4 separate regions of the Homo sapiens genome follow, and regions 1, 3 and 4 are each linked to region 2. A link is an interaction called in ENCODE POLR2A ChIA-PET data of the cell type or tissue named here. Cell type or tissue: MCF 10A. All regions are shown on one strand. Links, peaks and the distances in the headings refer to the core of each region. The heading gives the core; the rest is flanking DNA. Region 1 has its middle 57 kb from the start of ARHGAP26-IT1. Region 2 has its middle 92 kb from the start of NR3C1. Region 3 has its middle 5.1 kb from the start of MIR5197. Region 4 overlaps ARHGAP26 (Rho GTPase activating protein 26).

Region 1 (4,939 bases), core at 648-4,647, 250 kb after region 2:
GAGACTCGAGCTGGTCCAGGGGAAAGCCCAAAACTTTTGCTGAAAGTTTTGGGTCAGTGAGACTCACTGAGGTAGCTTAGCTGATAGGGTGCAGGCCTGGAGCTGCTGGGAGCGATGCTAGTACAGTCAGGGGAAAGGCTGAGGCTAAGAGATGAAGAGAGGGAGATCCCTGAGGATATCATGGAGCACCTGCAAACAGCCCTGTCTGAGCACAATTATGTCTGGTCTTTTCACTTATGTGGACCAATAAAATCCTTTTCATTGAAGCCATTCTGAGTTGTGTTTCTTTCACTGGCAACCAAAGAGTATCAGTAAGTAGCATACCAAGAGCAGGGTGGTATGCTCATCATTATACCCTGCATCATCAGTCCACCCTGCAGGGAGGAGTGTTTTATCATAACCTTGTTTAGAATCACCAGCTCGTAATAAGAAGGACACCAGCCTTTAGTTGATTTTATCTGTTTAAATTCTGTATAGACAACACACCTCCTTACTGCCAGCCCAGGACACACTGCTCCCACTCTCTCCTCCCGCCCTGTCCCTACCATTCCCCAACTCTGCCTTGGTCTGACAAATGCAGTAGAAGGAAGAGGAACTTTAGATTTTGAATCCATATGATCTCAGACAGACTAATTCAATCACTTCATCTTATCAGTGAGAAACCGAAACTCGAAGGAGGGAATATATTTGACCAAGGTCTAACTTGCACTTGTCCACAATGCAGTAAGAATGAGAAGCATAGTGCCTGGGAACCTGTGAAACAGATGACCAAGACTCAACAGAAACCCTTTGTGGGCCTGGCGCATTTCTGCTCCTAGGGCTTTTGCTATCCACTGGATGTGGGTATGGGTAGGGAACTTTCTCATCTACTGCTTTCATGCTCAAAAATTTGGCAACTGCCATCAGTTTCAAAGGACTGGCCTATTTTTATGCAAAGATACTGGCACTTGCCTGGGTCCTTGTTTTAAACACAACTGAGTAGTGGGGTTGGAGAAGTAGAAACCTCACCAAATGCCAGGTGGCACCTCACACTGGCACACACCATCTTATGATCTGGCCTCCCAGAGGGGCTTTTGTGATGGAGAAGCTACAGGGACTGCTCCTGAGACAGTTGAGAGAGGGGCCCACCGGCAGTTACAGGTTCACATGTGTTGATGAGGGATAAGATTCTAAACCTGCCCCTCCTCTGTCACAAAGTTAGATGACTGGGAAACAATCAAATCCCCACTGTATTTCCCATCCCCCCAAAACATCTTTCCCCAGAGTTGCCCTTCCCCTTGGTTAGTTGTAAAGCAAACAGAAAGGCCAGCCTCCCCCATTTCTGCCCATATTCATTATTTTTGTCTTGCTAGGTAATGAACTGCTGAAGTAAGTTACCTGGGACAAGAAGGAAAGGGTGGAGAGGGAAGAAAGTCCTGTACTGTGTTATAAGGTCTATTTTCTGTTGACCACCTGGCCTTAGATGCCTGTTTATAAGCAAGGTCCAGTATCTGAAAGATACAGGTTCAAATCTGAGCTCTATCAGTTACAGACTTTGTGACTCTGGGCAAAAACTCCATGCTTCTGTTTTCTCATCTGTAAAATGGAGATCATTATATCAACTTCATATGGTGCTAGAGTGAAATGAAGACAGTGGTTCTCTCTTCAGTGTTCATGAACCACAGATAAGTTCCTTTCCCACATTTTCACAGTCATAGGATCCAGTAAGGAAGGCCCGAGTGATACTTGCTGGGTCACTGAGCTGGTGATGCCTGGGCTCAGCTCCAGACATGCTGGGTCCCAGGCCTGAGCTTGTGTCTTCAAACTAGGAATACATCAATTACTTAATTATTGCTGGTACAAAACAGGGTCTAAGGAAGGCCAGGCTCAAGAGCACAGTTAAAAAAGAAATCCCCTCCACAGCTGCCCTTGCCCTGGTTGGGGTGGAGGCCAGCAGGCCCCTCATTGCCAGGTAGGAAGCATTAGATACGCCTGATGAGCTAGAAGCTTTCTTTTTTAACAATGAAGTAGAGGCAAGGTGTTCTAACTCCCCGTCCAGAGAAGAGGCAGGAAAGCTAGAACTTGCAGTGAATAGTCCTTTAGTCATTTATAAAGAATCTTCCAAACTATTCCTGGGCCAGGAAAGTCCCTCTATTAGGCTTCTTCAGCAGGACATGGCTAGCTACCTGTCTTGCCAGGGAATTTTCTCATTCATTGTTTAAGTCTGGAGTGGTCAGTGAGAGGAATGGTTTTTTGTCCTACTTTTCTGGTCCAAGGGAAGAGGGCACCTCAGCAATAAGCCTCTTCATGGATGGAGACATCTTTAGGTCACAGCTGAAATGCAGCTCCCCTTTGGAGCAGTCTCTGACCCACCCCCCACACTCTCATGGCACCATGAATATCTCCTTCACAGCTCTCACATCTTTCATTTTTGTTAATTTCTTTATTTGTGCACATTTTACAAATGCAAATAATTCCTTTCATGACTATCTTCTCTACAGGACCATGAGTGTTAACAGAGCAGGAAGAGGGTCTATCTTAATTATAACTCTGTAGCCCCAGGAGTTAGCATATCGCCTGGAACCTGGTAGATGCTAATAAGTGTGTGTTGAATGAGTCTCATGCATGCACCTATGGGTGAATGGATGTGTAACCCAGGCTCTGCTGCTCCTGGTTATAGATAGTTGGGTCAGTCACTTCACTTCTTTGTGCTTCAGCTTCAACAGTCACCAAGGACATGACTTCTGGACTTCTTTGTGATACTAAAATGCTGAGTCAGGGAGGGTAGGGCTAGAAAGGGCTGGAAGCAAGTTAATGTCCATGAGTCAGTCTCCCATAATAAGCAAAAACTGAGGGAGGATTTCCAAGTTTCCAGCTGGCAGTTAGGTTAAAAAGATAAAAAGTGTCATGTTGCAATCTGATTGATTGACTTCAGATATCTTCATATCCTCAGCAAGTTCACAGCCCTCCACCAGGAATCCCCAGTGGGGATTCCTGGCCAAAATCAACCTGGAGGTTTGGTTCAACAGAAGCTGAACAGACATTCTCCTAGAAAGGGAACCAGAGAGAACAAGAAGGGAAATGACATGCACAGTAGGCCTCGCATTAGTCGGAACATCTCTTCTTTTGTGTTTGGGGCACCACCCTCTACCCTCCAAGTCCCTCACTCCTCTCTCTCCTCTCCACCTACCAGTGCTGCTCCAAACACTGTGCTCAAGCCTCAGGAAGGTTCTAGAATCTCTGGACACAGTTTCAGTCCATGGGCTCTGTAGTGAAGATGTGGTCTTGCAGCAGACACAGAGAAATACTTTTTGGTGGCACAACTCAAGGGCGTCATTTCAAACTGGGGGGCTCATGAGTGTCAATTTAAAAAGATCCCCCTCCTTCCTTCTATGAACCATTCCTAGTCCTGAATTTTAACCTGAAATAGACCCATGGTGGCTGTTAGCTAATCTGATAAACTCATCTCTGTCCTCTCTCTGAGTAAGAACAGTTTATGTAGATATTGAAATCAAAATACACTTACCGTATAAACAAACAATTCCATTTTTAATATGTTACAGCTGTGCTTCACGTAAAGTATGAACTGATATGTTCAAGGGCATTCATTGAAACTTTATTGTAATAACAAAAGTTAGAACGGAGCTTAAGTATCCCTCACCATGAAAGTAAATAATTTTACTCCCATGTGATTCACTGCAGTTTTACACAGCCATTAAAAAGTATGAGGCAGGCAGGTCTCTATGTATTGATGTAGAAAAATCTTCAAGAATATTAAAATGAAAAAAAGCAAGACACAGAATAGTGTTGAGAATGGGTTAGCGTTTGTGTAAAAATTAGCATATACTTAGATGCCTGTGGTATATGGGTTGAATTGTGCCCTTCCCAAAATTCAAATGTTGAGATCTTAACCCCTAGTACCTCCAACTGTGATTTTCTTTGGAGATAGGGTGTTTAAAGAGATAATCAAGTTAAAATAGGGTCATTAGGTTGAACCCTAATCCAATAAGACTGGTGTGCTGAATAAAAAGGGAAAATTTGGACAGACAGGTACACAGGGAGAACGCCTTATGAATATGAAGACAGAGATCAAGGTGATGCTTCTACAAGCCAAGGAACTGGCAAAGATTGATAGAAAACCACCAGGAGCTAGGAGAAAGGCATGGAATAAATTCTCCCTCACAATCTTCAGAAGAAACCTACTCAGCCCACACCTGGATCTCAGACTTCCAGCTTTCAGAGCTGTGAGATAATAAATTTCCAGTTTGTGGCACACTGTTACAGCAACCCTAGAAACTAATATAGCATATCTATCTATCTATCTATGTGTCCACCCAACCAACCATCTAACCATCCATTCATCCATCCACCCACCTACCTGCTACCTATCTATCCATCTATCCAACCATCTAACCATCCATCCATCTGCCCACCCGACCACCTACTGTCTATCCATCCATCCATCCATCCATCCATCCATCCAACCATCTAACCATCCATCCATCCATCCACCCATCCACCTACTATCTAGCTATCCATCTACCTACCCACCTACTATCCATCCATCCATCCATCCACCCACCTACTGTCTATCTAGCCAACCATCTAACCATCCATCCATCTAGCCACCACCCACCTACTATCAATCTGTCCATCCATCCATCCATCCAACCATCCATCCATGCAACCATCTAACCATCCATCCATCCACCCACCTACTATCTATCCATCCATCCATCCAGCCATCTAACCATCCATCCATCCAGCCATCTAACCATCCATCCATCCACCCACCCACCTACTATCTATATATCCATCCATCCAACCATCTAACCATCCATCCATCCATCCACCTACCCACCTACTATCTATCTATCAATCAGTCATCATCTATCTATCTATCTATCTATCTATCTATCTATCTATCTATAGATACATCCATACACTTATGTATACACAC
Region 2 (4,939 bases), core at 384-4,383:
TGCCTTTTAAAATATGATGGGGAAACAGACTGTGGGAAATATTCACTGACTAGAAGAGAGAAGCAAGACTATTTTAGAAACTCCTCTGTCAGGGCAGCAGTGTAGAAAATAGTTGAGAGTGGTGACTTTGGAGTCAGACAAACCCACTGTCAAATCTTGGGTCTAACACTAATCCACTGTGTGATCTTTTGAGTCTCAGTTTCCTCATCCATAAAATGGGGCAATATTATCTATTTTGAAGTGAGGATATAATGAGATAAAATACCATAGAGTCTTGCACATACAAGCATTCAATAAATGGTTACAGCTATTTACCCTGATAAGGAAGTAGGTAGATGACTGATAGATAGATAGATAGATAGATAGATAGATAGATAGATAGATAGATAGATGTTGCTAAAAAGGTTCTAAATCAACCATTCTTCCTTTGTCCTCCTTTCTCTCTTCTATCAGCCCAGAGAACAACAGTCTTATACCTGTTGTCTAGATAGCATTGTAATAGCAGTACCAGCAAGCTTTGCAGTCACACTAACTAGCTGATGACCCTAGGCAAGTTTTAAGCTCTCTGAGTCTTTACATAATGCTAATAACAGGCCAACTGCAGTGGGTCACACATGTAATCCCAGTACTTTAGGAGGCCAAGGTGAGAGGATCACTTGAGCCCAGGAGTTCAAGACCAGCCTGGGCACCATGGCAAAACCCCCTATCTCTAAAAATTACAAAAATTAGCTGGGCATGGTGGTGCTTGTCTGTGACCCCAGCTACTCGGGAGGCTGAGGCAGGAGAATCACTTCAACCCAGGAGGCAGAGGCTGCAGTGAGCCGAGATTGCACCATTGCATTCCACTGTGGACAACAGAGCAAAACCCTGTCTCAAAAAAAAAAAAGTAATAACAATATCTACCCATAAGGGATTATGCAGACCAAAACAAAATAGCCATGGTCCCTGCTCTCATCAAACAATCTAGGATCCCCTGCAAATAGCCTAGCATGACTAATCCTATGAGGGTCCTCCACAAACATTTGTTAATTCATTGAACCTATGACTTTCCAGGAAAGGCATCTATACATACCATGAGGTTTTTTTTCCAAATTACTCAACTACCATTTTACCAAACAACTCCAATTTGTGTTAACTTTTCAGGCCCAAGCATGTGTATTTGCCTTTAAACTACACGCATTTCCTTCACTTCTCATTTCATCAAACTATACAATTGGAATCACTCTTTTATTCTCTAGCTTTCACTATCATTCTTGTTCTCTCTCAATCTCTTTTTTTTTTTTTTCTGAGACAGTCTTGCTCTGTTGCCCAGGCTGGAGTGCAGTGGCATGATCTCAGCTCACTGCAACCTCCGATTCCCAGGTTCAAGTGACTCTCCTGCCTCACCCTCCTGAGGAGCTGGGATTACAGGCGCCCGCCACCACGCCAAGCTAAATTTTGTATTTTTAGTAGAGACGGGGTTTCACCATGTTGACCAGGCTAGTCTCGAACTCCTGATCTCAAGTGATCCACCCACTTCAGCCTCCCAAAGTGCTAGGATTACAGGTGTGAGCCACCGCACCTGGCCTCTTGCTCTCTCCTAATAGTTATCCAACTCAGACTACCAAAGTGCGCTCACATCATGGTCCACTACATCTAGCAACTCAATTCTGTCTCCAAAAGGAAAGAGTTTCTCTCTCCTCACTTCAAACTGAAAAGTCCCAGGGATGGTCTCTGGCTGGCCCAGCCTGGAACTGGAAGAGCGATAAATGTAGGGCTGGAAAGCACACGCATAACTAGAGGAGAAATTATTGCACTTTGGTCTCCTCCCCCAATTTGGATCTACCAAATGTAAAACAAATATCTGAATAGTCAGCCTTTCTTTTTATTAAAAAAATTGTTGTGCTGCTTAAATTAACACAGTGCACTGTGCACTCCCCTTTGCATGTGTAGACACAACCCTTTTTAAATCTGTATTAAAAAATAGAATTGGCAATGGCTTTTGCTCCCGCTTGAGCTTGCCAAAAAAGGTTGGAAATGAGCATGCCTCTTCCTGTCTCTCTTGGCTCTGCTCCCTATTAGGATTTGATAGAGACAGAATCTTTCTCTTCCTCAACTTTCCCTGGAGCTGTAAGTGGGCTAAGGGGTGGAGTTTGGGAGAAGGGCACCACCTTTCACAATCCAGAAGTTAGGGATGTAGAAATATCAGGTGCTGGCGACAACATTTTGGAGCTTCTGAGCAAGTTCCCATGCTGTTGTTTAATCCTTAATCATCTCTCTTGGCATACTTCCCATTGCTACTGCTTGCATAAAATTGGAAGGAGCTGATTGCCTCAATCTGTATTTTCTATAAGGCCATGCTTACTTAGCGCAAAACCCACAGGGACTCCTCATATAATTGTTTTGACCCTAATAGGCTGTTTTCTTTGCTTCCAAGAAATCTCTTCTATCTTCCCCTTACATTCTAAAATAGTCTTAGTCCCAAGTGACAGTCAAGAACATGGGGGATACCTAAACATTTCCTGTAGAGAAATAAGATGTTAGTTGAATTCCATACCCATCTCTCTGAATGGGACTAATTATCAATGGGGGCTGTTGCCATGAGCAGGATTCTTTATGGAAATTACCTTAACTATTTTGTTTTTCCTAAAGACTACTCCGGTGGCAAAGAAGAATCATTACTCTTCAAAGTTCCTATACCAAACAATAAAAATAAAATGTCTGCTCATTCCAGCTAGTTAAAATTGAAATTTGAGGGCTCTGGTAATCTAAAACATGTCACTCAACTGTAGGCTGTCTCAGAAAAAAAAGTTCACTGCACTCTTCAGGAATGAAAGTACAAGATCCACCCAAGTTATTGCGTAAACCAAAATGCTCAAGGCTAACCCCATGCAAATATAGAGAAGGCCAACCTTTAGATGCTATCCTTTTTTTTCAGAGACCCTTCCCTAAAATCTTTCTAATGCTTGAATTCTCTCATTTATGAAAACTGCCTTAAAATTCCCAGTATCCACAGGAGCAAAGGTACAATCAGTCCCTAACAGCTTGCAGTCAATTTGTGTCTTAAATCTTTCCTTACATTGAAATTAACAATGTTTTATTTCTGTTGCCTTCTTTTTGTAGATTTTACTATAAGGAGACAGATACATAGACATAAGCATGTATTACTTGGAAAAAAATGTTTACTTTCTTACTCCATAATATAATGTGGTAGCACACACTTCTTCCTAGGAAGAAGTATATTAGGTTGAATGTGGAGAGACAGAAACTAAAAGGCATAGAGCACCTAATCCACAGTAGTATTGAGCAGGATGAGTCAGGTAAGGTGGCAACACAGTATGAGGGGGACACACCAATTTCAGCAGGAGACATTTTTGACTGTTATCTCTAATGACCTACATATACCTGCTCTTCAAGATTAACAGGTTTCTGAAATAATGTTGGGACTTTGAGTCTCATTCCACATCCATTGCAATGAATTCTTTAAAAATCGGAATGATTTTCCAATCTTGAAAGCACTGCAGAGAGACAACAGGACTAGTACAGCTTCAGTCAGGTATCCACACTTGAACCAATCAGGTAGGACCAAGAATGCAAACATGGGTGCATGGGAGCCCACGGGGGCAGACTGAAGAGAAGTTCTTAGGGGAAAGAAGGGTCAAAGGAATTCTGTGACTTGCATGGCTTTGGGGAAAGTACTTTAGCCTGTATGAGCCTCTGCTTACCAGTCATGGATTATACTTTCTACTTACTGTAAGGAACACTGCCTTATAAATACCAAACTGCTAGTCAAGGATGCTGGGGCCTGAGTTGGCAGTAAGTTTAAGATGACTCACCAGTGTTATAAGGCTACCAAATGAGCAAGCTTGATCTTGGGACATAATAATATACATGTATACATTAAAATGAGAAAAAATGACAGCCTCCCTCCATTTGATAAAAATCTGATTCTCCTGGAATAGAGCCTTCGATCTGAGGTGCCTCATTAACAGGAATATTGGCAAACTGGAACAGGTGGTGGAACTTAATCTCTCTTTACAACATGCCATTGTATCAGTTCAAAAGCCTTTTTTAAAAAACTCTAATCCAGACGGTCTTAAACAGTTGAAAATGTATTTATTCGTGTTTACATAGCAAGGTGTCTAGAGGCAGGTAGTTTCTGGCACTGAGTGAGTGGTCCAGTGATGTTAAGGCTGTCATCTCTGTGATTCTCTTGACCTTTTCTTGACCTCATGGTTGCAAGATAACTGTCAGAGCTCCAGATATCTCATCAATGTTCAAAGCAGGAAAAAGAAGAGGAAGATTGTTACTAGCTTGATTTGTTCATATTATCAGAAATACAAAAACTTTCTCTGAAAAAATTCCAAAAGACTTTTGCTTATATCTCATTCATAGAACTGTGTCTCAAGTACACCATCAACTGCAGCTGAGGCTAGAAAGATGAGTATTGGGCAGAAGATGGCAAGGAAGAACAATAATTGCAATATTTCAGCTAAAGGGCATTGTCTGCCACAATTGGCACTATTGCCTTTCCCTTTTGGGAAAAAGAAAATATTTCACATACATGAAAAAGAATAGGATTGGTCTAGATTTATCAGATGTCCACCCACTCCTGATCGAATCAGCTAACGTTTAGATACAAGCCTGGCTGTAGAAGGTTCATTACTATAAAAAATTGTCATATGTGTACCTATACAACCATACATGGCTAAAAAATAAAACATCACAAATCCAGTTGGAGCCTCTTATATATTCCTGCTCAATTACATTTCCTTACCCTGGCCCAGTAAGCAATTACATAGTATCCTGAGTCTGACATCTATCATTCCCATACATATTTTTACTTTGTATGGTTATTTTCATAATATTGCTTAAGTGGTTTTAAAATTTTGTGCAAATGGTATCATACTGTAACTTGGCCCTCTTCAACTTGCTTTTTTAAATTTAATTCTGATGTTTG
Region 3 (4,939 bases), core at 467-4,466, 190 kb before region 2:
TTTTTGTTCTTGGGATAGTTTACTGAGAATGATGATTTCCAATTTCATCCATGTCCTACAAAGGACATGAACTCATCATTTTTTATGGCTGCATAGTATTCCATGGTGTATATGTGCCACATTTTCTTAATCCAGTCTATCATTGTTGGACATTTGGGTTGGTTCCAAGTCTTTGGTATTGTGAATAGTGCTGCAATAAACATACGTGTGCATGTGTCTATAGCAGCATGATTTATAGTCCTTTGGGTATATACCCAGTAATGGGATGGCTGGGTCAAATGGTATTTCTAGTTCTAGATCCCTGAGGAATCGCCACACTGACTTCCACAATGGTTGAAGTAGTTTACAGTCTCACCAACAGTGTAAAAGTGTTCCTATTTCTCCACATCCTCTCCAGCACCTGTTGTTTCCTGACTTTTTAATGATTGCCATTCTAACTGGTGTGAGATGGTATCTCATTGTGGTTTTGATTTGCATTTCTCTGATGGCCAGTGATGGTGAGCATTTTTTCATGTGTCTTTTGGCTGCATAAATGTCTTCTTTTGAGAAGTGTCTGTTCATATCCTTTGCCCACTTTTTGATGGGGTTGTTTGTTTTTTTCTTGTAAATTTCTTTGAGTTCATTGTAGATTCTGGATATTAGCCCTTTGTCAGATGAGTAGGTTGCAAAAATTTTCTCTCATTTTGTAGGTTGCCTGTTCACTCTGATGGTAGTTTCTTTTGCTGTGCAGAAGCTCTTTAGTTTAATTAGATCCCATTTGTCAATCTTGGCTTTTGTTGCCACTGCTTTTGGTGTTTTAGACATGAAGTCCTTGCCCATGCCTATGTCCTGAATGGTAATGCCTAGGTTTTCTTCTAGGGTTTTTATGGTTTTAGGTCTAACATTTAAGTCTTTAATCCATCATGAATTAATTTTTGTATAAGGTGTAAGGAAGGGATCCAGTTTCAGCTTTCTACATATGGCTAGCCAGTTTTCCCAGCACCATTTATCAAATAGGGAATCCTTTCCCCATTGCTTGTTTTTGTCAGGTTTGTCAAAGATCAGATAGTTGTAGATATGCGGCGTTATTTCTGAGGGCTCTGTTCTGTTCCATTGATCTATATCTCTGTTTTCTACAACTCTTAAGATATTTAGGTAACCAAAATAGAATTAGCTAACACTGATCAAGAGAAGAAAACATGCAGGCTTGAAGTTTTTCATTCACAATCTACAGAGGAAGATTTATGTAGTCTAGTGGAGCATTTGACTAGATCATTTTTAAGGTCGCTTTTGATTCTCATGTCCTAGGATTTATCTAAGAGCTCCCAAGGAAAGGGGGATGATGGTGATTCACACATTTTGTCTGGTCCCTTTTATATGCCAGGTGTTCTACCCATGACTTTATGTTTATGACTTAATTTAACCCTCAAATCAGCTTAGTGATGCGGATGGTATTATGACCATTTTAGGGAGGAGGAAATTGAGCCTTCCCAAGGTAAGACAGTAAGTGGTAGAGCCAAGCTATGAACCCAGATCTACCCAACTCCAAAGCCCATCCTCCTCCTACTCCTCTAAGTCAATTCGTTCCTCTTCTCTTTTAGAATATATAGTCCTTATCGGCCACCTGATATTTGTGATTTAGAGAACCCCAGCATTGCATGTTAACTACCTTGATGGTGTTGTAAGAAAGGTTCAGGGGCATTTCAGAATTTTCATCAAAAGAAACATCATTTGATGCCCTGGGTGTCAAAGTTGTGGGTACCAAGTTTGTGAAGTATGCCTTTCTTCATGCAGATTGCCTTCCAAGAGAGGGCAGTCTATGCTTCCAGATAGTCAGGGCCCTGAGTTGTTTAATCCTTGCAATATCCAGCACAGTGATAGAATCAATAAATATTGGAATGAAAATAAGCTAGGCATAGAAAGGAATTGTTTGATCAGTGGCGGACTAAATTAAAGTCCTGTTGAATAGAGCACATTTTCCAGACTTTCCATAACACAAGTTGAAAATCTTGGCCCCACTGTTTTCATCTAGCACAGAGGAAATCACTTCTATTTGTGCAAATGGAAAATGTTTCTGTCTGAATAGTTGACAGATGTTGCTTTAGGCCAATGGTTCTCATCTCCATAAAACCTAAAGTCCTCTTTGTATATATAAAAGGTAATAACAGTTTCTTTACAATCCTACACAGAAATTTATAGATTATATAACCAATACAAAATTTTTAAAATAAGTACTCTATATATAATATGAAAGAGAGATAAAAGTAATTTGTAATAAAATAACACATTTCATCAGTAAAATCCTCAGGCATGACAACACTAGAAGACAGTTTTTAAAAGACACAGTTTAGGTTGGGCACGGTGGCTCATGCCTGTAATCCCAACACTTTGGGAGGCCAAGGCGGGTGGATCATGAGGTCAGGAGTTCAAAGCCAGCTTGGCCAAGATGGTGAAACCCTGTCTCTACTAAAAATACAAAAATTAGCCGGGTGTGGTGGCATGCACCTGTAATCCCAACTACTTGGGAGACTGAGGCAGGAAAATCGCTTGAACCTGGGAGGTGGAGGTTGCAGTGAGCTGAGATCACGCCACTGCACTTCAGCCTGGGTGACAGAGCAAGACTCCATCTCAAAAAAAAAAAAAAAAAAAGACACAGTTTATTACCATGGATATTGCTATTACTAATACTAATAGTATTACCATGAATGCACAGCCCAATGCAGATGGATGCAGGTGTGTTACATTGGACACTTGAAAACCTCTTATTGCATTGCTGTCCATGATGTGATTTTTTTTCCCCCAAATGATGAAAACCTCTTGGTAAAGTTCCAAACAAATCAAATACAATCTCCTTTGATTTATAAAGTAGTTGCATTCCTGAAAAATTTAGACTATATTAAACCTGTATACAATATTTTTTATTATGTCTGAAAGAGTTAAGTTTGAGACTCTAGGATGCCTGCTGGGACAGTTCTTTGTTGTATAAAACTATCCTATCTAGCCTCCCTGAGGCCCACTCACTAAATGCCAGTCACATCACTTCAATCATTCAGACTAGCAAAAATGCCACCACAATTTTTTTCTTTTTTTTTGAGACGGAGTCTTGCTCTGTTGCCCAGGCTGGAGTGCAGCAGCATGATCTCGGCTCACTGCAAGCTCTGCCTCCTGGGTTCATGCCATTCTCCTGTCTCAGCCTCCTGAGTAGCTGGGACTACAGTTGCCCACCACGACACCCAGCTAATTTTTTTGTATTTTTAGTAGAGACGGGGTTTCACCATGTTAGCCAGGATGGTCTCGATCTCCTGACCTCGTGATCCGCCCATGTCGGCCTCCCAAAGTGCTGGGATTACAGGCGTGAGCCACCGTGCCCAGCCCACAAATTTTTAAAGCATCTCTGAGGAGGTGTAATCAACCTCCTTGAGAATCACTGCTCTGTGTAGCCAAGTGAGGTCCTGAAAAGCTATGTGAAACTTGAATTTTCTTACTGGAATCTAAATTTTCATATATTAAGTTTACTTAAAGTGAGGTGCATTCTTAAAAAAGACAAAATGGATTTTGTGGCATGAACAAAGGTGTTCCTCATTCACTATAGGTAATGTTCTTTGCTCACCCTAGGCAGTAACAAAAGACACTACTGACTGATGCAACTCAAGTAAGGAGAATGCAGAGTTATCTTATGTGTGTACAGACAGCTGATAAACAAAGAGCAGGTGGACTACAAATATGATAAAGATGCACTGGCATAGGTTCAGGCATCTGTGTATTCAGCTGACTCAAAGACTAGGCAAAAGCCTTTGGCCGTCTCACAGGTTGTTGGGGTCAATTCAGGAAAAAGGTGAGCTCAGGGAAAGATGAATGTCAATAGTTGCTAAAAGTTTATTATGGAAACAAAGGATATGAGTCAGGGTAGAGTGTGGATAAGTAAATGTAAATGAAGGGTTAAACATGCTAGTGATGTCACAGTCAGCCCAGGTGAAGCTATCTAGTAAATATCGCTTCATGAATTACATTCTCTTGGATCTGGATTTTGACCCGGAGGAGCCACTGGTGGATGACACAGAACTATATTCCGCCCCTGCCCCCCTATCCTGGAGTGGTAGCAATGAGTTATGATTGGGATCATAATATTGGGAACACTGTTCCCAAGACACCTTCTCCTTCCTTTAAATCTCTGGAAAGCCAGCTCACTTCAGCTGTGTGAGGCAAACATCTGTTCACCATATTGCATTGGTCATAGTGGAGTCTGTTCATCTGTCTCTTTGGGAGAAGAAATGGTGGGCGTGATTCCACACAGATATCTTGGCAGGCTGATAAAGACCACCTTCCAAGCTCCCCAAGCTGGAGCCTTCCCTAAAACTAGCCATGCACAGCTCAGTCTTGCTGTAGTTTGCATGCCTGCAGCAGATTCCCTTCTTTAAGAAGTCTCTGCAAATCAGGCCCAGACAGACTCCATCGCCTATTCACCTAAAGTTCACTAGGCAATGTGCCTGGTGTCATTTGAGCAAGCTGCTTGGCAGCCAATTTTTTTTTAATGATATGATTGCCCAGGCTTTCAAATCCCATTATGAAACTGTTTATCCTTTAATCAGAGCTTTAAAAAAAAATTGACATTTTAGTTTGATGGAAAGAGATGTTGAGGAGAAATATTTGGAAAATTGCTCTATGGGGCCAGATGATGCAGTGAGTCACAATCACTGAACATATTTTGCAGGGAGGAGGTCTGTGGTTGTCCCCATTCTTCCCTGTCCCAGAGCTCTTAATGACAGGCAGTCACTGGCTATTAAGGAAATCAATCCTACCATGGATAGGAAGAAGGTAGAACTAATTCCCAGGACAGCTATGAGATTCATTAGAAGAGTTATTAGGAAGAGAGGCCCACCCAGGCCCTGCCTTAGGGCCCCCTCCACCCTAGTGACAGAAAACAAGGAGGCCCCTAGCTATGTCCTACGTTGCATTCCAA
Region 4 (4,939 bases), core at 409-4,408, 360 kb after region 2:
AGGTCCCAGCAGAACCTTCCAGCTCCTAGCTCAGTCTTCCCCAGTCAACTCTCCCACTGCCCCCCCACAGGGTGCCTTCCATGCCGGTTTGGATAGTATGCTAGCTTCGCAGAAAAAAAGGGGTCTCTAAAACAAACCAATATATACACACAGACACCCATATAAATTGCAGTTAAAGAACACACAGACTTGCAGTTAAAATGTTTATTCTCTGAGAAAGGAGGGAAAGTTAGGCTCCCTACAAATATCTGAGCATATCTGTATGCTCCGGTCATGTTTCCAGGGAGCATTTCCTAACATTTAGAGAAAGGCCCTATTGTTCACTGTCTTCTCCTTTTGCATCCCCTGTCTACCATCTGCAGACATGGACAGAGCAGCTTGCTCTGCAGCTGAGACAGACCTGCTTTCACACATCCTTAACTTTCATCCTCTGCCTTGTGTGATAAAATTAATCTTGGACAAAGATCTAGCTGATTTTCTCCTGATCTCCATCTTCATTCTTATGAGCTCCCAGAGAATGCTTTAAAGCCTATTCCAAAGCTGCTTCTGCTTCATTCTAACCACATACCCAGCACTATTTTAAGCTTAGGGAATTTACCAATACTGTCTAGCCTCTCCTAATCTACACCGTACACTGATAAGTACAAAACATTAGGTGACCGTGGCTGTCCTGGAAACCTGAGAAGCACATTACCCCATAGCCTGATGCCTCATTCATTCAGCAGGTGTGAGTGAGGCCAGTTCTGTTCCAAGTGTTCCCTGGTACACTCGCAGGGGCCCAGGCCACGTGCAGACCACAGTGAGAATGACCCCAGCCAGATATTTAAAAGGAACACAGGCTACTGTTAGAAGGAAAGCCAATCCCAGGACAGGGTCAAAGTCCTGAAACGTTGTATATCTGTTGACCTAGAAATTATTCTAAGAATTTATCTAAAGAAATGTTCATGAAAAAAGAGCAGATTTAGTTACAAGGATGTTAATAGTAGCTTTACTTATAAAAGCAAAATATTTGAAACAACCCGAATGATGCTAAATATACCAAGGTACAGCCACATGATGAGATTCAATGACATCTTGAAGTGCAGTAAGGGTTTTGGGATGGGGAAGGTTTGCTTTTAGAAGTTATGGTAAGGAAGGCCACTACTTTAGAAATACAAGGGGATTAAATAAGCACCTTTTTGGTGACAAAAAGAAAGATACCAATCCAGATATGAAGCCTCTCCTCTTCAAGGCAAAGTAGCTCACTGTCCTGCCTCTGTCCCTTTACTGTACCTCACAGAAACGAGTTATAATAATGATGATGATGGCAATACCTGTGCCATTACCACCCAGCATTTACTGAGCACTGACTCTGCTCCTGGCAACATTTGAAGGGCCTTAATCCTCAGAACAACCCCATGAAATAGAAAGCATCAACCCTATTTTGCAGAAAAGGAGAATGGGGCCCTGAGATATTAGGTAACTTCCCAAGCCACTCACTGCTGATGAGCAGCAGAGGCAGAATCACACCCAGACGACCTGGGGCCAGAGTGTGTTTAACCACTGTGTTCTGCTACCTCTCTCAATGTGTATATCTCTAATGAAGCAGCTGTGATGCTGACTCACATTTGTAGTCACTTGTCTACCTTCCTTACTCAGTTTTGAACTCCTTAAAGCCAAGGTCCCATGCTTATATTCCCAGTCCCTGGTAGGTGTCGTGTAAACGTCAGCTGCATGAATGAACCATCCTTGGTTATCTGTGTGTGATTAAACGGTAACCAATAATGGTAGTAGCTGCTCTCAGTAATTGGCCCTTGCCATGTCCCAGGCCTTATGCCAGATGCTGAAATGCATAATTTCATTTAATTCGCATAACTTCCTATGAGTGGGTCCTATTATCCCTATTTTACAGATGAGCAAATGGAGGCTCTCTTAGAGCAAAGGCTGAAACAATACTGTATATTTTAGGGGTCAGTACCTGATCATTGCAAAGAACTCAGAAATCCTGAGATGAAAAACGGATGTGATATAATTGTGGTGATAACACACTGGTATTTGGAACAAGTAAGGTATTGTTCCCTAATTAATTCACTAATGAATTTCAAATATTTTTAGGTGTCGACTCCATGCCAGGCACCATGAAAGGTGGAGTAAAAGATCAAGCCGTACAAGGTCCCACCCTCACAGAGTCACATTCTAGTAGGGCATGTGACTCACACTAATGGGTATTTCATTACAACCGAGAAAAGGAAAGGACACTGGATCTATGGGAATTGCTAACAAAAGGGGAGCTTAAGAAGCAGTGCCTGAGCTCAGCTCTTATTGTGTAGGAGCAGGAGGAAAAGAGACTCAGCTGTTTGTCCACAGGTGATCTGGAAAGAGAATCCTCAATGGCAGCCCTTCTCTTTCATTCTCAATAATATTGCTTCCTGTCCTATCAGGGTTACTCAGCAAAGGCACTTGGGAGGGCACAATGATACAGTCTTCAAGGACACAAAAAGCCAGTAGCACACAGAGAAAAGCTGGAAGTGTCCACCCTGAGCCGTGCAGGTAGCATGGGATGTCCCTGAATGCCACGCTGGCCCTATGCAGCAAAGACTCACGTTTCTCTGTTGACTGAACGGTGTGGAAGAGCGTCAGGGGCCTCTCGCTGCAGGACGGGGGCTTGGAGTCACTGCTCTTCTTCCGAGACAGGTGCAGCTGGGCATTGGTGAGAGGCATATCGGGCACGGTGTTAAATATCTGCAAACGAAGTTTCACAACAAGGTTACTCACATCTGTGGACTGGGAAGAAAACAGGCCTGAAGCAGTACAACGGAAAGCTTGGCAGTGTCTTGGAATTAGCAAGAAAAGATCCGAGAAGACCACTGGCAGTTGTTCAAGACTTCATTTTAAACTTTTCTAGGAAATGGCATTAAACATTCTTGTTTGGAAGCTTATCCCAGAGTTTGATAACCACCCACTTCCATTTCTAACCTCTTCTGCCACAATTTCCACTAAGCGTCTTTTTATTGTTCTCTCCAGGGAAAAAGAAAGCAGCTGTGCTCAATAGAAGCCACTGTCTGTTAACAGCACTTGAAGTTTTTTGACTACCTTTGTCCAGAACCAATGAATCAAAAATTCCTTTATTTTTCTCCATTGGTTCTAAGTTCTTAACAATTACTTCACAACTTTCTTAAACTGTGAAACATGTATTTAAATAACATTTCACAAAGGGTCCCAGGGCAGGGCACCATTTCCCAATCCTCATCAATTGTCCTCAGCTGCAGCATCCTTTTCTAGTTCAGCAGCTCCGTGTTATCTGTGATGCTGAGCTTTTCCTCGTTTATCTTGATAAAAGTAACACACACACACCCACACACGTACTATGGACAATTTGAAAAATGCAGAAAAGTCTCAAGAAGAAAACAAAAAATTATCCCGATTTTACCACCTAGAGATAACCACTGTTAGCATTTAGGTTTTATTTATTTATAAGCTTTTTTTTTGGAGGAGGGGCTTTTATTCTTCTAAAAGTTCATGCTAAAAAATGAGAAGAAAATGATAGAAATCATGACAACTCTCATCTTTATTTCTACAGATAAAAGTATGGCAGACTTTAATAATTATAATAGCTAATACTTATATGGTGCTTACCATGATTATAGTAGCCACCACTTATTGCAGACTCCCTTAGGTACCAGTCGTCACACTGTGTACTTTTCATGTAGCTCACTCAGTTCTCAGCAATCCTGAGCAACAGGTAATGTCCTCAGCATTTTATAATGAAGAACTAAGGCTCAGGGAGGTTCAGTAGCCACAATTGTAGATACAATTTCAGAAGATAACAGTTTTTTTTTTTTTTTTTACCCCAGATTCCTTTTTAAATGGATACAATAATACTGATGCTCATTCATTCAATCAACACACACCTTTTAAGCATCTCTTTTATAGTAGGCACTATGGGTCTAACAGTGAAGGAGGCAAACACGTTCTGTGGTTAGAGAGTCTGCCCTCCTGTAGCTATGGTTTACTGAGTCCTTGCCACACCAGGCACTAAGTTAAATGCTTTGTATGAATTATTCCAGTTAATGTTAACACACACTTTTCATCATTGAAATTATATTCTTTATTCTGTTTGTATCATATAATTTCATCTAACATTATACAGTATTTCCTCATTCATTAAAAAAATCTTCAGACATGATTCTTAATGGCTGCATAACACCCCCACTATATATTGAAAAATCAAAATTTATGGATCCACTCATTACCATCTCTTATTCTTTGAAGTTGGTCTCCTCCCTCCTGAGTTTTCTCCTTCCTAACAGTCTCTGATGTGTCTAGGGCCACCTTTCACCCATGAGTGGCCCTAGACACATCAGTCTTTCTCATGGTCCTCTCTCCTTTTCTGTGTGCATTTAAAAACAGAACTCAAAAGCCGATGTGTAGGAAACAAAATCATAAGAATTATGAGAATTTCAGCCCAAACAGCTGCTCTCCATGGGTTGGCGGGTCCTCGGGCTCCAATGATGCCAGCCAGCTGGTTAAATCAGTCTCACTCCGAAACACAGCTGTCTGAAAACAGCAGTATCATATCTTCCCTAGAGGACTGAAAATTTTCAACAAGATAAACTGAATCACTACACGTAGCTGAGTTCAACTGGGGCAAGGGAATAAGAAGAGAAGGAAACCAAGTAAAAGCAAGAAAAAACTCCTAACTTCCCGAGCAGCTGGAACCCCAAAAAACAAGTTTACCAGTGCTATAAACATCTCTAGTCTCTTACTGAGCCTCTATAATAGAAAGAAAAGCTCAAGGACTGCAACCTCTAAGAAGCTTTCTCCCTACTGTTTATTTTGGCCATCCCCTGGTGACAACCTCACTGTGTACCATTATCATTGACATTTAAAAATGGCTACTATGTATGAGTTTTGCACCTACCAGGCACTATGCTAGGCAGATGCATCCCATGATGCATCT

The links. Peaks named below come from ENCODE experiments on the same cell type or tissue, not always from the same donor. Only the 100,000 strongest peaks of a DNase experiment are listed, where the experiment ranks them.
Region 1: POLR2A ChIA-PET joins it to region 2 with 5 read pairs; 1 of 35 experiments calls an interaction of 5 or more read pairs at or near these places.
Region 3: POLR2A ChIA-PET joins it to region 2 with 5 read pairs; 2 of 35 experiments call an interaction of 5 or more read pairs at or near these places.
Region 4: POLR2A ChIA-PET joins it to region 2 with 5 read pairs; 1 of 35 experiments calls an interaction of 5 or more read pairs at or near these places.

What each region holds. Positions count from the first base shown.
Region 1 is chr5:143,247,215-143,252,153 of GRCh38, reverse strand. No RefSeq gene overlaps it. Among named protein-coding and RNA genes, the nearest start is that of ARHGAP26-IT1, 57 kb to the right of the region's middle. In MCF 10A, for the core only: no CTCF peak of the experiment used is centred there; a DNase peak (open chromatin) is centred at 2,783.
Region 2 is chr5:143,493,208-143,498,146 of GRCh38, reverse strand. No RefSeq gene overlaps it. Among named protein-coding and RNA genes, the nearest start is that of NR3C1, 92 kb to the right of the region's middle. In MCF 10A, for the core only: no CTCF peak of the experiment used is centred there; DNase peaks (open chromatin) are centred at 2,156, 2,826 and 3,776.
Region 3 is chr5:143,682,471-143,687,409 of GRCh38, reverse strand. No RefSeq gene overlaps it. Among named protein-coding and RNA genes, the nearest start is that of MIR5197, 5.1 kb to the right of the region's middle. In MCF 10A, for the core only: a CTCF peak has its summit at 1,796 (motif pointing right); no DNase peak of the experiment used is centred there.
Region 4 is chr5:143,131,749-143,136,687 of GRCh38, reverse strand. ARHGAP26 (Rho GTPase activating protein 26) reads right to left here. Exons shown (of 23, transcript NM_001135608.3): 19 at 2,583-2,721. Among named protein-coding and RNA genes, the nearest start is that of ARHGAP26-IT1, 58 kb to the left of the region's middle. RefSeq lists a silencer at 1,604-1,713. In MCF 10A, for the core only: no CTCF peak of the experiment used is centred there; DNase peaks (open chromatin) are centred at 2,217 and 2,787.